2 separate regions of the Homo sapiens genome follow, and region 1 is linked to region 2. A link is an interaction called in ENCODE POLR2A ChIA-PET data of the cell type or tissue named here. Cell type or tissue: Panc1. All regions are shown on one strand.

Region 1 (8,000 bases), 270 kb before region 2:
CAACCTGGGGCAGGAAAACCCCTGGTTTCACAGGCTACAAGCTTCGCTCACTCCTGCCAGCTATGCCAAGGGACCAGGTGAACATGGGTGAAGAGCTCAATGGAGCCTGCCTGCGCCACTTGCAGAGACAAGGTGACTCAAGGCCAGAGTCCTACCCACGGTATCTTCCCCATGAATGAGGCTTCTCATGAACAAAGGCAGCATTCTGGAGGGCTCCAGGCTGCCCAGACCCTGACTCCCCTTACATTCATCACCCCTCTGTGTTCTGGCCAGTCCTCCCCACCACCTAACCCCACACCTCCCTGTTAGCTTCGCATTCATTCCTGAACTTTCAATAGCATCAAGCAGAGCTGAGTGTTCAGTAGACCCTGGCAACACATATGCCTAATGAATAGTCGTAGTCACTCTTATTTTATCAGTTTTTTCCTAAATATAAAAGGAGTGTGTGCTTACTGTAGAAAATCAGCAACAACAACAACAACAACAACAAAATTTTTTTTTTTTTTGAGTCTCGCTCTGTCACCCAGGCTGGAGTGCAGTGGCACCATCTCAGCTCACTACAACTTCTCTGCCTCCCCGGTTCAAGCAATTCTCCTGCCTCAGCCTCCCGAGTAGCTGGGATTACAGGCATGCGCCTCCACGCCCGGCTAATTTTGTATTTTTAGTAGAGATGGGGTTTCTCCATGTTGGTCAGGCTAGTTTCGAACTCCTGACCTCAGGTGATCTGCCCGCCTTGGCCTCCCAAGGTGCTGGGATTACAGGCATGAGCCACCGTGTTCAGCCAATCTGCAAAATTTTAAATAACATAAAGAAAACAGGTTGGGCGATGGTGACTCACATCTGTAATCCCAGCACTTTGGAAGGTCGAGGTGGGTGGATTGCTTGAGTTCAGGAGTTTGAGATCAGCCTAGGCAACATGGTGAAATCCCATCTCCACAAAAAATATGAAAAAATTAGCCAGGTGTGGTGGCACACACCTGTAGTCCCAGCTACTAAGGAGGCTGAGATGAGAGGATCACTTGAGGTTGAGGCTGCAGTGAGCCATGATCACACCACTGCACTCCAGCCTGGGCAACAGAGCAACACCCTATCTCAAAAAATAAATTTAAATTAAAATTTAAAAATAAGAAAACAATTTTAAAAATCACCCATTTCACATCCATCCAGGAGGTGGCCATTGACAACAATTTGGCCTATTTCTATCAAATCTTTTTTTCTGAAGGTGGTTTTGTTTTTCATTCATAAGCAAGTTTTTTTTTCTTTTCTTTTCTTTTTTTTTTTTTTTGAGACGGAGTTTCGCTTTTGTTGCATTCAGGCTGGAATGCAATGGCGCAATCTCGGCTCACTGCAACCTCTACCTCCCGGGTTCAAGTGATTCTCCTGCCTCAGCCTCCCGAGTAGCTGGGATTACAGGCATGCGCCACCACGCCCAGCTAATTTTGTATTTTTAGTAGAGACAGGGTTTCTCCATGTTGGTCAGGCTGGTCTCAAACTCCCGACCTCAGGTGATCCACCCACCTCGGCCTCCCAAAGTGCTGGGATTACAGGAATAAGCCACTGAGCCCGGCCTCATAAGCAAGTTTTTATATTTATTTTCTCCCACTTAATAGTACACATCAGCAGTTTTCATGTTACCAAAAACTGGATATTAAAAATTATTCATAAAGCCATATTTAATGGCTGCACATCTTCCACTCTATGGCTGCATCATGATTTCCTTTATCCCCATGCCCCGTGGTTGAAATGATTCAACTCTTCCAATTTCACATTACTGAAACCTCCTCCTGACCCCTAGGGACATCCACCCTCCCAACACCTCTGCCAGGTCACAGCCACTCTGCTGCTGTGACAGGAGGGAAGGCAGGGCCCCTAACAGTCAGTGGACCTCGCCCCTGCCCTCTCTTGATGGACTGGAGACAAAGGGGTTTAGGACAGAGAATGGAAGCCAGGATGGGGCTAGAAAGCCTGGGCCCAAGGGGCTCTGCAATGCAGAGGCACGTATCAGTGTTTCTCAGGCCTTGACTTCCCCCTTAAAAGATAAAAAGCACAGTGGATTTTCACTTCATACCCAAGAGGATGGCTATTATCAAAAAAAGAAGGAGAAAGAAGAAGAAAAAGAGAAGAAAGAGGAGGAGGAGAATTGGCAAGGATGTAGAGAATTTCTGATGGGAATGTAAAATGAAAAGTGGTATAGCTGCTGTGAAAAACAGATAGAAGCCTGGGCAACATGGAAAAACCTCATCTCTACAGAAAATACAAAAATTAGCTGGGCATGGTGGCTCATGCATATAATCCCAGCACTTTGGGAGTCTGAGGTGGGTGGATCACAAGGTCAGGAGTTCGAGTCCAGCCTGGCCAACATGGTGAAACCCCATCTCTACTAAAAATACAAAAATTAGCCAGGTGTGGTGGCGGGTGCCTGTAAACCCAGCTACTTGGGAGACTGATGCATGAGAATTGCTTGAGCCCACGAGATGGAGGCTGCAGTGAGCCGACAACCCACCACTGTACTCTAACCTGGGCGACAGAGCAAGACTCTGTCTCAAAAATAAATAAATAAATAAATACAAAAATCAGCTGGGCATGGTGGCATACACTGTGGTCTCAGCTACTTGGGAGGCTGAGGTGGGAGGATCGCTTGAGCCCAGGAGGTTGATGCCGCAGTGAGCTGTGATCATGCCACTGTACTCCAGCCTGGGAGACAGAGTGAGACCCTGTCGCAAAAAAAAAAAAAAAAAACGAAAGAAAGAAAAAGAAAAGAAAAGAAAAATATGATGGCGGGTCCTCAAGAAATTAGATATAGAATTACCATATGATCCAGCAATTCCACTTCTGGGGATATACCCCCAAAACTCATAGCAATATTACTCACAACAACCAAAATGGGAAACAACTCAAGTGTCCATCAATGGATGAATGAATCAACAAAGTATGATATATACATGCAATGGAATATCATCAGCCCTAAGCTGGAAGGCAATCTTGACACATCTACGATGTAGACAAATATTGAAGACATTATGTTAACTGAAATAAGCCAGGCATAAAAGGTCAAATATTGTATGTGTCTACTTATGTGAGGTACTTAGAACAGCTAAATTCATAGAGACAGAAAGTAGAATAGAGTTACAGGGCTGGAGTGAGAGAGGAAGGGGACGCTATTGCTTAATGGGAACAGAGTTTCAGTTTGGGAAGATGAAAAAGTTCCATGGACAGATGGTGGTGATGGTTGCAAAACAATGTGAATGGACTTAATGCCTCTGAACTACACATTTACAAATTGTAAATTTTACATTATGTCTACTTTAATCCAATTTTTTAAAAGATGGAGAGAACAAAAAACTGCTAATAAGTTATGCTTTCAGGGCATCTTTAATCTGCAGATGGACAGAGGCGAGACCATAAACATAGCCTCACTGACTGGTGAGGGGACAACATGGGGGCAGCAGGGCTGGAGAGCGGCTGCCTTGGGAGAGCCTGTGTTCACAAGGCCATAATTAACATCCCTAATTGAAGTGTCTAGAAGCAGCAAGACCCAGACAGTGCCAGACCTGCCCGACCAACTAGAAGGCCTTCCCTCACTGCCTCTAGAAACAATTAAAGGCTTCCATGCGCAACCCAGAGACAAGGTGTATTTAGGATTTCTCAGCAGGGAGTTCAAGGGACCCAGACGACAAGAAGATGGGGATAGAGAAAGAGATTTAGTCTTCCCCTAAAATCAGTTCCTCGACTTTCCTGGAAATCCTTTCCCCTCGGATGTCCATCTTAGAGTTGGCGGTTTCAAGGCAACTGAACTGACGCCTGTTTACAGAACAGCTCTGCCCCTGCCTTGCCGTACAACCCTGGGAGACTTACTGTACGGCTCAGGGCCGTGGAAGGAGGTTTACTCCTGATGCCCTCCCCGCCTGGAGAGGACACAGCACAATGGTCCAGACTGAAGCTCTAAACCAGAAGGTCTGCGCTCATAGAAGGGAGTGGCAGGACGGGGGCCACTTGGGAAGAGGAAGAGGAACTGGGCAGCCTTCCCAGTTTGCAGGGACTCATCCATTTGAGGTCACAGATGCTGGCTTCTGTGGGCCACCCAAGCCATCCTTTTCCTTTTCAATGAATGAATGACAGGCAAGCCCCAAAATCCCACTAGCCCTAAGGTTCATTTGATGCTTCCATTTTCTGATTTGGTGCTTTACTGGCAAAAATTATCCCAGTTCCCACTTAACCAACAACACATCACAGGGTTTGCTGTGTCTACAGGAGCTGCCCGTGCTCCACGGTGTGATTAAGAGTGCAGGAAGAGCTGATGGCAGCCCGCCCCAAGGGAGCCTTGGGGATTTTCTATGGAGACTGAAAAAGCCACCGGCATCTTTGTTCATCTCTGTCCAAAGAGGGAGACAGATGAGCATCCCTTCCTGGCCCTCTCTCTGCCCGCATTGGGCCATTAGAGCTCCCTGCAGTGCTTCCCTTCCCCCACTGCCTGCAGTCCTGACCCGAGGGAAGGGGGTCAACAATGGGGTCACTGAAGGTGCCCAGCTCAAAACCAGCTCTGTTGCTTAGGAAGAATTTAACCCTGTCCCTGCTGGCTCATGACTCTCCACCTTCACAGATCTACCTGTATGGAGGGGAAAAAATAATTGCAGAGAGGGTCTAGAAGGGCCCAGGTGAGAGGTCTGCGTGTGCGGTGGAAAGAGCAGAGGGCTCGAGTTTGAGCGTCAACTCTGCCACAAACTCAATGTACAATCTTGGGCTCATCTAAGTTCTCTGAGTCTCATCGTTCCCATCCGTAAACTGGCAGTCAAAATACATGTACCAGATCCCTAGGAGACTCGGCACAGTTATTTTCTAAATGTCAACACCCTTTACACACTTGATGGTTTATAAAGCCCCATACATGTGTAAGGGATTTTGATGCCTTTAACTCACTATGGGGCCTGGGACAAACCACTCAACCTTTCAGGTCTCAGTTTTTCCATTTGCACATGGAGTGAATTATTACTTCTTCTCTGAGAGACAAAAGTATAGGCAGGGGAGGGCTCCCAGGCCTTTGATGCAGTGGAAATAATAGTGTTGCTAAGCTTCTGATTTCCATGTTCGAGTTGTAGCCCAGGGCAGGTCACATATGGAAGCCCCTCATCAGAAAGATAATGACAGTGCCTATTTACTGAGTGATCACAAGCTAAGCACTTCACAGGTGGATTTTCTTCAGGGACAAAACTCATTGTACAGATGAGGAAACTGAGGCTTACTTGAAGACAGAATTCCACTTTCGGTATGCCTGATTCCAAAGTTCCAAACCATAGCACAAGATATTTGAGAAGAGGCTACTTTCCACAGACACTCCAAATCCCAATTAACCCTCTCCGCCTGCTGGGCTGGGTGCCAAGGGGACAGCCAGTGACAAGGCTTCTCTGGGCCTGGATGCCACCCGCCACCATGGTCAGAGGGAGGGGTGGCCCCCCACACCCATGCCACCGCCTTCACTTCCTGTCAGGCCCCACAGGCATCATCCTGAGCACCCAGGGTCCAAAGGTCAGGTACAGGCTGTTTATTATTATAAATTGCAATTCACCCGCAGCTGGGTTTTGTGAATACGGTGGCTTCATGCCTCAAAGCAGCCCCTCAAAACTATATGTAAATTCCATAGATTTCACAGAAATCAATCCTGTGTAGTGTAGAACTGTCCCCTTAGTAACCAGTTAAGGTGGGAAGAAAAGGCAGTGTGCTCTGAGCCAGACTGTCATTTCAGTCACACCTGGGAACGCCCTACCTACAGCTAGCATTCGAGAAACAGTTTCTTTCCTTCTCTAGGCTGCTCCCTGGGGCCAGCATAGCGAGGTCCATGCCCCAGTCCACCTCCCCCACGTCCCCACGTCCCTATGCTGATACACTTGGGACAGCAGCTCTCACCCTTGCTTCTTTGACTGAATGGGGGTCACTCCAAAAACAGAATAATCACAGCAACAAATAGCCAACACCTGGATAAGATTCCCACGCACTATTCTAGACTCTTCTCATGTGACCCTTCTAATGTTCTCTCTTCTCAAGTGAGAGCATTGTGATTAATGGCATTTCAGTTAGGAAGCGGAAACACAGAGAGGCTAAGTAACTTGACCCGTGCTGCACAGCAAATCTGCACGTAGCAACCAAAGGAGGTGTTATAGGAGACAGTGCCTGTCCCCACCACACACCGGGAAGCTGATTCCCCTCCTTTCCCATACCCCATAAAGGCCATGCCCATGACCCTAGGAGGAGCAGCCCCCTAAATCCAAGTAGGCCCAGGAATGCTGGACTGTCCCCACCCCAGGACAGACTTCAACAACCACCTCCACAGCAGCCATCACACTAATATCAGCTCCCACTTACCAAAGCCTTCTATACTCCAGGTCCTATACTAAGGGCCATAATATATACATCACTTCATTAAATCCTTTTAATCTCTCAAAGTAGGTGTTATTCTTTTCCCACTTTGTAGGTGAGAAAACTAGGGTTTAAGAAAGTTCTGAGGCCACAAGTGGTGGCTCACACTTGTAATCCAAGCACTTTGGGAGGCCAAGTCAGGAGGACTGCTTGAGCCTAGGAGGTCAAGGCTGCAGTGGGCCATGATCATGCCACTGCACTCCAGCCTGAGTGACAGAGCAAAACCTTGTCTCAAAAAAAAAGAAAAAAAAGTTCTGGGCCAGGTGTGGTGGGCCTACACCTATAATCCAGCGTGCTTCAGGAGACCAAGGCAGACTTTGAAGACCAGCCTGGGCAACATAGCAAGACCTTGTTTCTACAAAAAAACTTAAAAATTAGCCATGTGTAGTAGCACATGCCTAAGTCACAGCTAGAATCACTTGAGCCCAGGAGCTCAAGGCTGCAGTGAGCTAGGGTCGTGCCACTGCACTCCAGCCTGGGCAACAGAGCAAGACCCTACATCAAAGAAACAAAGAAAGAAGAGAGAAAAAAAGTGAAAGAGACAGAAGAAGGAAAGCGAAGGAAAGAAAAAAGAAGACAGAAAGGACAGAAAGGCAGACAGAGAACGAAAGAAAGAATGAACAAAAGAACAAACAAATGAAAGAAAGCAAAGAAACAAAGAAAGAAAGAGCCAAAGCTAAGAAAGAGGTGGGGCACAGTGGCTCACGCCTATGATCCCAGCACTTTGGGAGCTCAGGTGGGAGGGCTGCTTGAGCTCAGGAGTTCAAGACCAGCCTGTGCAATATAGTGAGACCCCCATCTAAAACACAAACACACACACACACACACACACACGCACACGCACACAAAGAAAACGAAAAAAGTTCTGTTATTTGCCAGAAATCACAGGGCTCAGAAGCAGAGCCAGGACTCAAACCCCAGTCTGATTTCACCTTGCCCCCAGCCTTCCAACCCAAGGCTACAGAGATGGGAAAGAGGCTTTGTTCCCACAATGAACTGTTTCACCTCCCCAGAGAGATTAGAGCATCCCTGAGGGTGGGGTCTGATCCCCTCACCCCTAGCCTTGCCCAGTGCCTTTCACATAATGAGGGCTTGGTAAAGCTTATCCATTGGATGAGTATCTCATTCATTCACAAATATACCAAACCATTGGTTTTAAAAAGACATCTAGAGATCAATATTCCTCGATCCTGAACAATATAAGCATGCTCATGCTGGAAACTGCACATGCTGGATATCCCAGGAAAGCTGGCCACACTGATTCGTTTGGGTCCCAGTGGGACCAAAGCCGTGAGCAGCATGGGTCAGGGCAGACGAGGAAACGCGACTTGTCTTTTTCCCAGGGTGGCAGCCCTGGGAACCCACTAGCCCTGGCAGGGAAGGGAAAGTTGTCTCAGTTACCAGGCAGTTCAATACGGAAGGCAGCAAAAATGTCTTTGAATGGAAAGGAAAAGAACAGTGTTCTGTTGGAATTTTTTGCAGGACAATGAGAGAGCAGCTTCAGCCTGAATGAATGAGCCACCCATTCTGAAAGTTCTCTGACAGATCCTCTGGTTCCCCATTGTCAACAAAGTCCTAGCTCCTCGGCC
Region 2 (8,000 bases):
CCAAAAATTCCTGACCACCTATGAAAACTATAGTGTATTTGTCTTATGAGCATTTATACTAAATTTCCTCATTTAAGTTCTAAAGTCCCAGGGAGGGAAAAGATGTGCTTTTACCTAATTAACTCTCCACTAACTCTCCACTGTACATAAACACAAAGTGGGCACTCAAAACAGAATCAACAGAAGACTAGAAGAAGCATAGTACCTGTTCACAAATTCTAGACCTTTAATTTTAATACTGCAATTCTAGGCTTTTTGCTCAGCAAAGAAGTAGCTTCTAAGACCCAAGCATATGACACTTACTTGAACCAAACCAGAAAGGAATAAGTCTACTTTTTTCCCTTAAATTGAGGTAAAAAGATGTAGCCATCAAATTTTAATCACGTAGCAACTGTGGCTTTTAAATGGCCAATTCCACTTTTAAATTACTTTAAAATGAACTTTGGGAATAACCACTAGCTTTTTAGTTTTATTTTAGATTATAGTCTAGAGTAGGGTTGGCAAATATTTTCTGTAAAGAGCCAGTTAATAATTTAGGCTTTGTGGGCCATATGGTTTCTGTCTCAACTACTCAATTCTATAGCACTAGCACAAAACTGATAATAGAAAATATGTAAATGAATGGGCAAGGCTATATTCCAATAAAACTTATTTTACAAAACAGGCAGAGGACCAGTTTTGCCAACCTTTGACCTAGAAAATCAAATTTATTTTGAAAACGTTTATGGGTCTGATAAGAATATGAGAAATGAAGTAAGTATAATAACTTAAATGGCATGCCAAGATATATAATGGTTCTAAGGCCAAGGATAAATCATTTAACCTTAATAAGATTCAGTTCACTTATCTGTAAAGTGGAAATAATTCTGCTGTTTCACAAGACTGAAAGGAGTCAATGTCTGAAAAGTACTGTTGTACAGTGTGCATAATAGGTGTTCATTTGATATTCTTTTAAAATTAAAAACTGATCTCACTTTTGCTCGGAGGTAGGAAAAGGCCATCAACATATCGTCCTCTATTGTGATGGAAAGCGCAGTTTAATTTTTGACATCCTGTTGGCTGATTTTCCCAATAACAAGGAATTTCACTGCGTTTTTTCTGTAAGAGGGAAAAACACATTGCTTTCAAATAAAACAGTGATACGTATATTCATGTGGCAGTTTGTTTTCTAGACAAAGTTCATACAGGGTTCAAAAATCCGAGGCATGTGAGATGAGATGATTTTTAGAAGGAAGAGAGATTGCTGAAAATAACATAACTTAGGCATGATGGAGAGCTGAATGGAGCAGGAGAGTAGTTTATGTTATTCTTTCCCTTTTTACCCTCATCCTGGAACCCCTAAAATGTCTACACTTAATTTAGAGAAGCAGGATGATACAGTAGTTTAAGTTTATGAAATCAAAGATAACGGTCTGAATCTCTATTATGTTACTTATTGGCCAGGTGGCCTTGGATAATTCATGCCTCTAAGCCTCACTTTCCTTAGCTATAAAACGGGAATAAATGGTTTCTTATGAAGAGTACATAAAATAATGTATATAAAGCACTAAGCACATAGGTCAAACTCAATAAACTGCAGTTATTACTTGAAGCTGAGAGTTCAAGGGTTTGAGAAAATTCTTCCCATTCATGAATTCTCAAAGTAAGGCACCTATAACAACACACTAAGGATGTTAGGTATCCTTCCCAAGTCACCTTACTTTTTTTTTTTTTTTGAGACAGAGTCTTGCTCTGTCACCCAGGCTGGAGTGCAGTGGCGCGATCTCCGCTCACTGCAAGCTCCGCCTCCCGGGTTCACGCCATTCTCCTGCCTCAGCCTCCAGAGTAGCTGGGACTACAGGTGCCTGCCACCACACTCGGCTAATTTTTTTTGTATTTTTAGTAGATAAGAGGTTTTACCATGTTAGCCAGGATGGTCTTGATCTCCTGACCTCGTGATCCGCCCGCCTCAGCCTCCCAAAGTGCTGGGATTACAGGTGTGAGCCACCGCACCCGGCCAGTCACCTTACTTTTATAAAGGAAAATTGGGAGAAAAAAAAAAAAAAAGAATACCTGTGCATCTAGAATAGAATAAACTGCTGAATCATAGGATGTATGTCCTAGAAAAATATATACATTAGTTCTCCAACAGCTGTGTATAAGCAATGTTCACAGCAATATTATTTTCAATAGCTCTATAATTTTGCAAACCCATGTGTACATCAATACTAGAATGGATAAAGAAACTGTAAAGTATTCGTACAACAGAATATCATCTAGTAATGAGAAGGAATAAACCATTGCTATACTCAATGCCACAGATGTGAAATGAAAGAAGCCAGACACAAGAGTGCATACTATACCATTCCATTTATGAAAAGATGAAAACAGTCAAAACTTCTCCATGGTAGAGTAGTTGGGATGCTGATCAGCTTTGGGGATGTGGTTAGTAACAAGGGGATGAAGGGGAAGATAGATTACTGCTAATACTCTATTTCTTGAACTAGGTGCTGATCAAGTAAGTATAATCACTCTATGAAAATTCTTCAAGTTGTAAGATTACGATTTTGCACTTTTCTAGATACATTTTAATAGTTCAAAAAAGGGGGAAAAAAGATATGAGAAGTACTCCCAAAAACTAACTAACCTCCGATGAACTGCATTATGTCGAATCTCTAATCATCATAAACAGCCTATGGTTTAAAATTCCAGGAAAAAACACCAGCATTGAAATTTAAGAATATGGAGAAGAGAGACAGAGAAACAATAACCATTACAAAAAGATGCTTAAATGTATCAAAAAGGGCAAAGGTCAAAATCTACTATATTGAGAGAGTGATAAAATTCAATTATACACTGTTTTCAGGGACGTGGAAGAATCAGGCAGTCTCAAACACATAATGGAAATGTAAATTTGCTCCACATCTCTGAAAGGTGATTTGGCAAAATCAGTTTTTTAAAACTATGTTCTAAGTTTATGTCATATGCATAATTACCTATTAATATTTTTAAAGTATAATTTTTAAAAAGAATTAATTATTATTAATCAATATTTATTTATTAATTTTAATATTATTGATATTTTCTAAAAGTATAATATTTTTTAAAAGTATAGGCTACTGTGGGCACACTACCTATAGAGTGGCCCTGCTCCACAAGGAGCAGTAAAAATAAAGTAAAAATAAAAGTACAGCAAATACCGTTACTTTCAAAGAACTAGGAAGAATTTATTAGTCCTCTGTCACACCCGAAAGGTAGATGTAATAGCTACCACTGTTTTTTAGACAGGAATAACAATTATTCAATTCTTCCTTTCTCAAGGCAGAACCTAATGCCAATCTTCCTTGTTCCTAAGCCTACCTTTGCTTAAATTTTACATCTTTCCTGGAAGCAATTTTCAAATTACTGAATGACTTCTGTAACAGTATCTTCTATACACAGAAGTCACATGACATTTATTTGATCTGTTTAATACATTTGCTAGATTTTGTTTCTAATTGAAAAGTAATATATGTGCAACGAAGACAACTTGGAAAATGGAAATAAATGCCAATTATGCTATTACCCAGAGAATCACTTATTTTGGTATGAGTTTTTACTTGTAAAAAAAAAATCACAAGTGACTATATGCATACTAAAAAGAAAGGTATTCCATGTAATTCTGTACATTTTTCCTTAGTAATATCCTCCACATGCCAGGCGTGGTGGCTCACGCCTGTAATCTCAACACTTTGGGAGGCCAAGGTGGGTTGATCACCTGAGGTCAGGAGCCTGACCAATATGGTGAAACCCCGTCTCTACTAAAAAATACAAAAATTAGCTGGGCATGGTGGAGGGCGCCTGTAGTCCCAGCTATGCGGGAGGCTGAGACAGGAGAATCACTTGAACCCGGGAGGTGGAAGTTTCAGTGAGCCAAGATGGAGCCACTGCACTCCAGCCTGGGTGACAGAGTGAGACTCCACCTCAAAAAAAAAAAAAAAAAAAAAAAATCCTCCACAGTAATATTTCTCCTACATAATTATGTCTTCACATTTTTAACAGTAATACAGCACATGATCCAAAGATAAAACAGTTGATTCTCATTATTTGCAGTAGTTATGTTCTATAAAGTCACTTGGAACACTGAATTAGTAAATACTAAACCATTATTCCTAAGGGAAATAGAGTTGGGTTCCTGTGGGCCTCTGGTCACATTTTCATCAACTAATCAATACATAACTTTGTTTTGGGTGCATTTAATATTGTTCATTCATTAATATGAAACGCAAGACAAATAGCACTGTAACTCACACTTGAACAAAGCTTATCTAACATCTATTTTCTTTTTTTTTTTTTTTTTTTGAGACGGAGTCTCGCTCTGTTGCCCAGGTTGGAGTGCAGTGGCACAATCTTGTCTCACTGAAACCTCCACCTCCAGGGTTCAAGCAATTCTCCTGCCTCAGCCTCCCGAGTAGCTGGGATTATAGGCACGTGTCACCATGCCCGGCTAATTTTTTTGTATTTTTAGTAGAGACAGGGTTTCACCATGTTGTCCAGGCTGGTCTCAAACTCCTGAGATGATCTGCCTGCCTCAGCCTCCCAAAGTGCTGGGATTACAGGCGTGAGCCACCGTGTCCGGCCTAACAATCTATTTTCTCTATAAGACACATCACAGCTTTCTTCTACTCAGCAACACTACAAAGCACTTGAGCAATAGGCCTAGGAGCCATTTTAAGCAGCACCACCACCAACCAAAAGCCGTGGAACCAAATACATCATGAAAAGGACACTTGTTTACAGTATCAGAAGGAGGCAGAGCTCTGTTCCGCCTCACCTGGAAATGTGACTCAATTTGTGAACCAATGTGACACATGTCAGATGACTCAAATTTTTTGCTGCTCTGAACATGCCTACGAATGGCCAAGTACTGATTTGGGGGTTATAAATTTTAGCAAGTAGGCAAATTCGCAAATATGGAACCAATGAATAATGAAAATGAATTGCACACAGAAGGGGTACATGATAAAAAGACTCCTTCTCATCCCTGACACCTTCCCATAGCCACTGTTGTTAAGTTTCACCTTTATACTTCCAGAGATTTTTAAAATTCATATGCAAGTGAAAAACAAATATAAATTATTTTCCCTCTTTTTTTTTTTTTTTTAATTTTGAGATGGGAGTCTTACTGTGTAGCCCAGGCTGGAGTACAGTGGTGTAATCTCGGCTCACTGCAATCTCCACCTCCCAGGTTCAAGCGATTCTCCTGCCTCAACCTCCTGAGTAGCTGGGACTACATGGCTGCGTCACCACGCCCGACTAATTTTTGTAATTTGAGTAGAGACGGGGTTTCACTGTGTTGGCCAGCTGGTCTCAAACTCCTGACCTCAGGTGATCCAGCCGCCTCAGCCTCCCAAAGTGCTGAGATTACAGGCATGAGCCACGGCGCCCGGCTTCCCTCTCCTTTTTTAACCCACCTTGCTCTTCACCTTAGGTTTTTCACTTGACAATATATCCTGATTATTTCCGTATCAATAAATTAGTTTCCCCTTTAAAATTTTTTGTTAACAGCTACCTGGCACTCTACAGTATGAATGTAGTAAAACCTTATTTTAAATGAAGGATAGTTAGGTTATTTCCAGTATTTTACTATTACAAATTGCTACAATAAGCAATTCTGCACACATCTTATTTTGCAGGTAAATACCTATGTGTAAAAAGTATAAGTATTTAGTTCTTTCAAGCAATACAGCCAATAAGCCTCAGTGCAGAAAAGAGTTAGCATAGCAGCTCTTAGACTACTGTCCTTAGAAATGCCTGCTTGCAAGGCTTGCTCTTGGCTAGCATCTGGGACCTTGGCTTTTAGACGCTCCAAGTTAATTGGTAAGTGGGGAAGGGAGAAGGCTCAGTATGCCTAGACTGTTTGTACAAACAATATGGTTAATGCTGAACATCTGCCTTCCTTCTGGGAGTCTGGAATTTGGGTACATGTTTGGTAAAGAGTGCTTATATGGCTAGCACCAATGAAAATCCTGGATGCTGAGTCTCTAATGGATTTCCCTGGGCAGGAATACCACACATGCATTGCTGCATTTTCATGACTAGGAAAAGAGTGTGCTCTGTGTCACCCCTAAAGGGAGTGGGCATAAAAAAACAGGCACACGGATTCTTCCAGATTCCTCCAGTGTCTTTTTCTCTTATGATCTGACAGTGTCTTTACTCTATTGCTGCAATAAATCTCAACTCTGAATACATCCTAGAGAATCTCTAAATGAAGAGATGCTCCTGGAGACACTGCCATACCCTCCATAGGAGCTGTGCCAATATACACTCCACTAAAAATGTTACAACATTGACTTTTCATGTTATAACATAAAATATAAAAGTTGCAGAGTACTCCTTTATCAATTTATTTGATATCTGCTGCTATTTGCAAGATAGGTAGCTTAGAATGTAGTTAAGAGACAAGAAATACAAAACCAGACTGGAGTAGCTGACCCCAGGCACATGAACTGCATATTTAGTCTCACTCTAACAATTCAGTCCAAAGTCATTAGATGGGGTTGAGGGAGACAGGCATTCAGATGGGAGAAGGGAAGGACATGGTGGCCCAGAGCAGGGTATTGGAGTCTGACTGAGAATAGGAAGGTATCCACATGACCATGTGGAACTGGCATAGGGTGTTGGAACCCACGGAGGGTTGGAGGGTTAAGAGGACATGTGCATGAAAGGGTACCCTGACAAGTGTTGAGCCTGAGCAGGGTTAGCAATGTCTCTGTGCAGAAGAGATCACAATGTAGGATGAAGAATATATACTCATGTAGGGTCAGTCTAGAATGGCATCAAAGACCAAGTGGGGTTAGGAAGGCAGGGTATTCCCAAGGGAACCTGGTACAGAGTTGGAGTATGTGCGCAGGGTCAGGACAGCATCTCACATGTGAGGGCCGCTCAGCACAAAGTATCACAGCCCAAAGGTGTGAAAACAGTATCCATTATAGGGATCGTGTTGGGGGTCAAAAGTAGGATGTTGGGGTCCAAGCAGGGTGAGAAAGAGGTCCCTATGGTAAAGCAAGCAGGGAGGCTTAGCACAGAGTACTAGAGTTGAAACATGGTGAGAAAGGTGTCCTTGTGGAGAAGCTGTGTGTGTCATGTCAGAGCCTGAGAGGAAGGAAAAAGCTGTGACACAATATTGGTTTTTATACTAGTAGACTGATCAAATAAATAAAAGTATTATGAACAATGAAAACCAAGTTTCTCACTTCTGGAGAAGAGTTACAGGTATGGAAAAGGAGAAGTCTAGACTAAGTCCTGTGGCATTGATGAACTGGAAGCATCTATATGAACTCATAATTTGTAATACTATGTATCTATTATTAAATACATAGGGCCAGGCACGGTGGCTCACACCTGTAATCCCAGGACTTTGGGAGGCCAAGGCGGGCGGATCACGAGGTCAGCAGATCGAGACCATCCTGGCTAACACGGTGAAACCCCATCTCTACTAAAAGTACAAAAAATTAGCCGGGCGTGGTGGCGGGCACCTGTAATCCCAGCTACTCGGGAGACTGAAACAGGAGAATGGTGTGAACCAATGAGGCGGAGCTTGCAGTGAGCGGAGATCGCGCCACTGCACTCCAGCCTGGGTGATAGAGCAAGACTCCGTCTCAAAAAAAAAAAAACAAAACCAAAAACCATAATGATGTAAATGTCTGTTAAGTGTATACATTTATATATTCCTCAGCTCTGTCCACTGAGAGGACCTGAAAGTGATGACACTCTAGGAGCAGCCCAAATCTTAACTTCTATATACCATTATTCACTAAAAGAAACCAGGGCACCTTGGATAAATGGCCGAATACAGGGCTGAAGTAGGAAAAGTACAGGATGAGCCTGGAAAATCTTGTCAGGCCAAAAAGCAGAGATGCTCAAAGAATGATGGAAACATCAAAAGAACACAAAAATCAGTTTGAAAGGCTCCTACTTGCCAAATCTGGGTCAATCGGAGCATAAAAGTAATGATAGTAACAGAGTACGACACACTGATT

What was found. Peaks named below come from ENCODE experiments on the same cell type or tissue, not always from the same donor. Only the 100,000 strongest peaks of a DNase experiment are listed, where the experiment ranks them.
Region 1: POLR2A ChIA-PET joins it to region 2 with 11 read pairs; 2 of 35 experiments call an interaction of 5 or more read pairs at or near these places.

Annotation. Positions count from the first base shown.
Region 1 is chr1:204,090,979-204,098,978 of GRCh38, reverse strand. All of the region lies in intron 1 of SOX13 (SRY-box transcription factor 13), which reads right to left. Among named protein-coding and RNA genes, the nearest start is that of SOX13, 22 kb to the right of the region's middle. RefSeq lists a cis regulatory region at 5,514-5,527 and an enhancer at 5,448-5,592. In Panc1, no CTCF peak of the experiment used is centred here; no DNase peak of the experiment used is centred here; H3K27ac peaks cover 1,419 bases.
Region 2 is chr1:203,821,397-203,829,396 of GRCh38, reverse strand. It overlaps ZBED6 (zinc finger BED-type containing 6), which reads right to left. Exons shown (of 17, transcript NM_001395895.1): 4 at 975-1,098. ZC3H11A (zinc finger CCCH-type containing 11A) reads right to left here. Exons shown (of 18, transcript NM_001376342.1): 5 at 975-1,098. Among named protein-coding and RNA genes, the nearest start is that of ZC3H11A, 30 kb to the right of the region's middle. In Panc1, no CTCF peak of the experiment used is centred here; no DNase peak of the experiment used is centred here.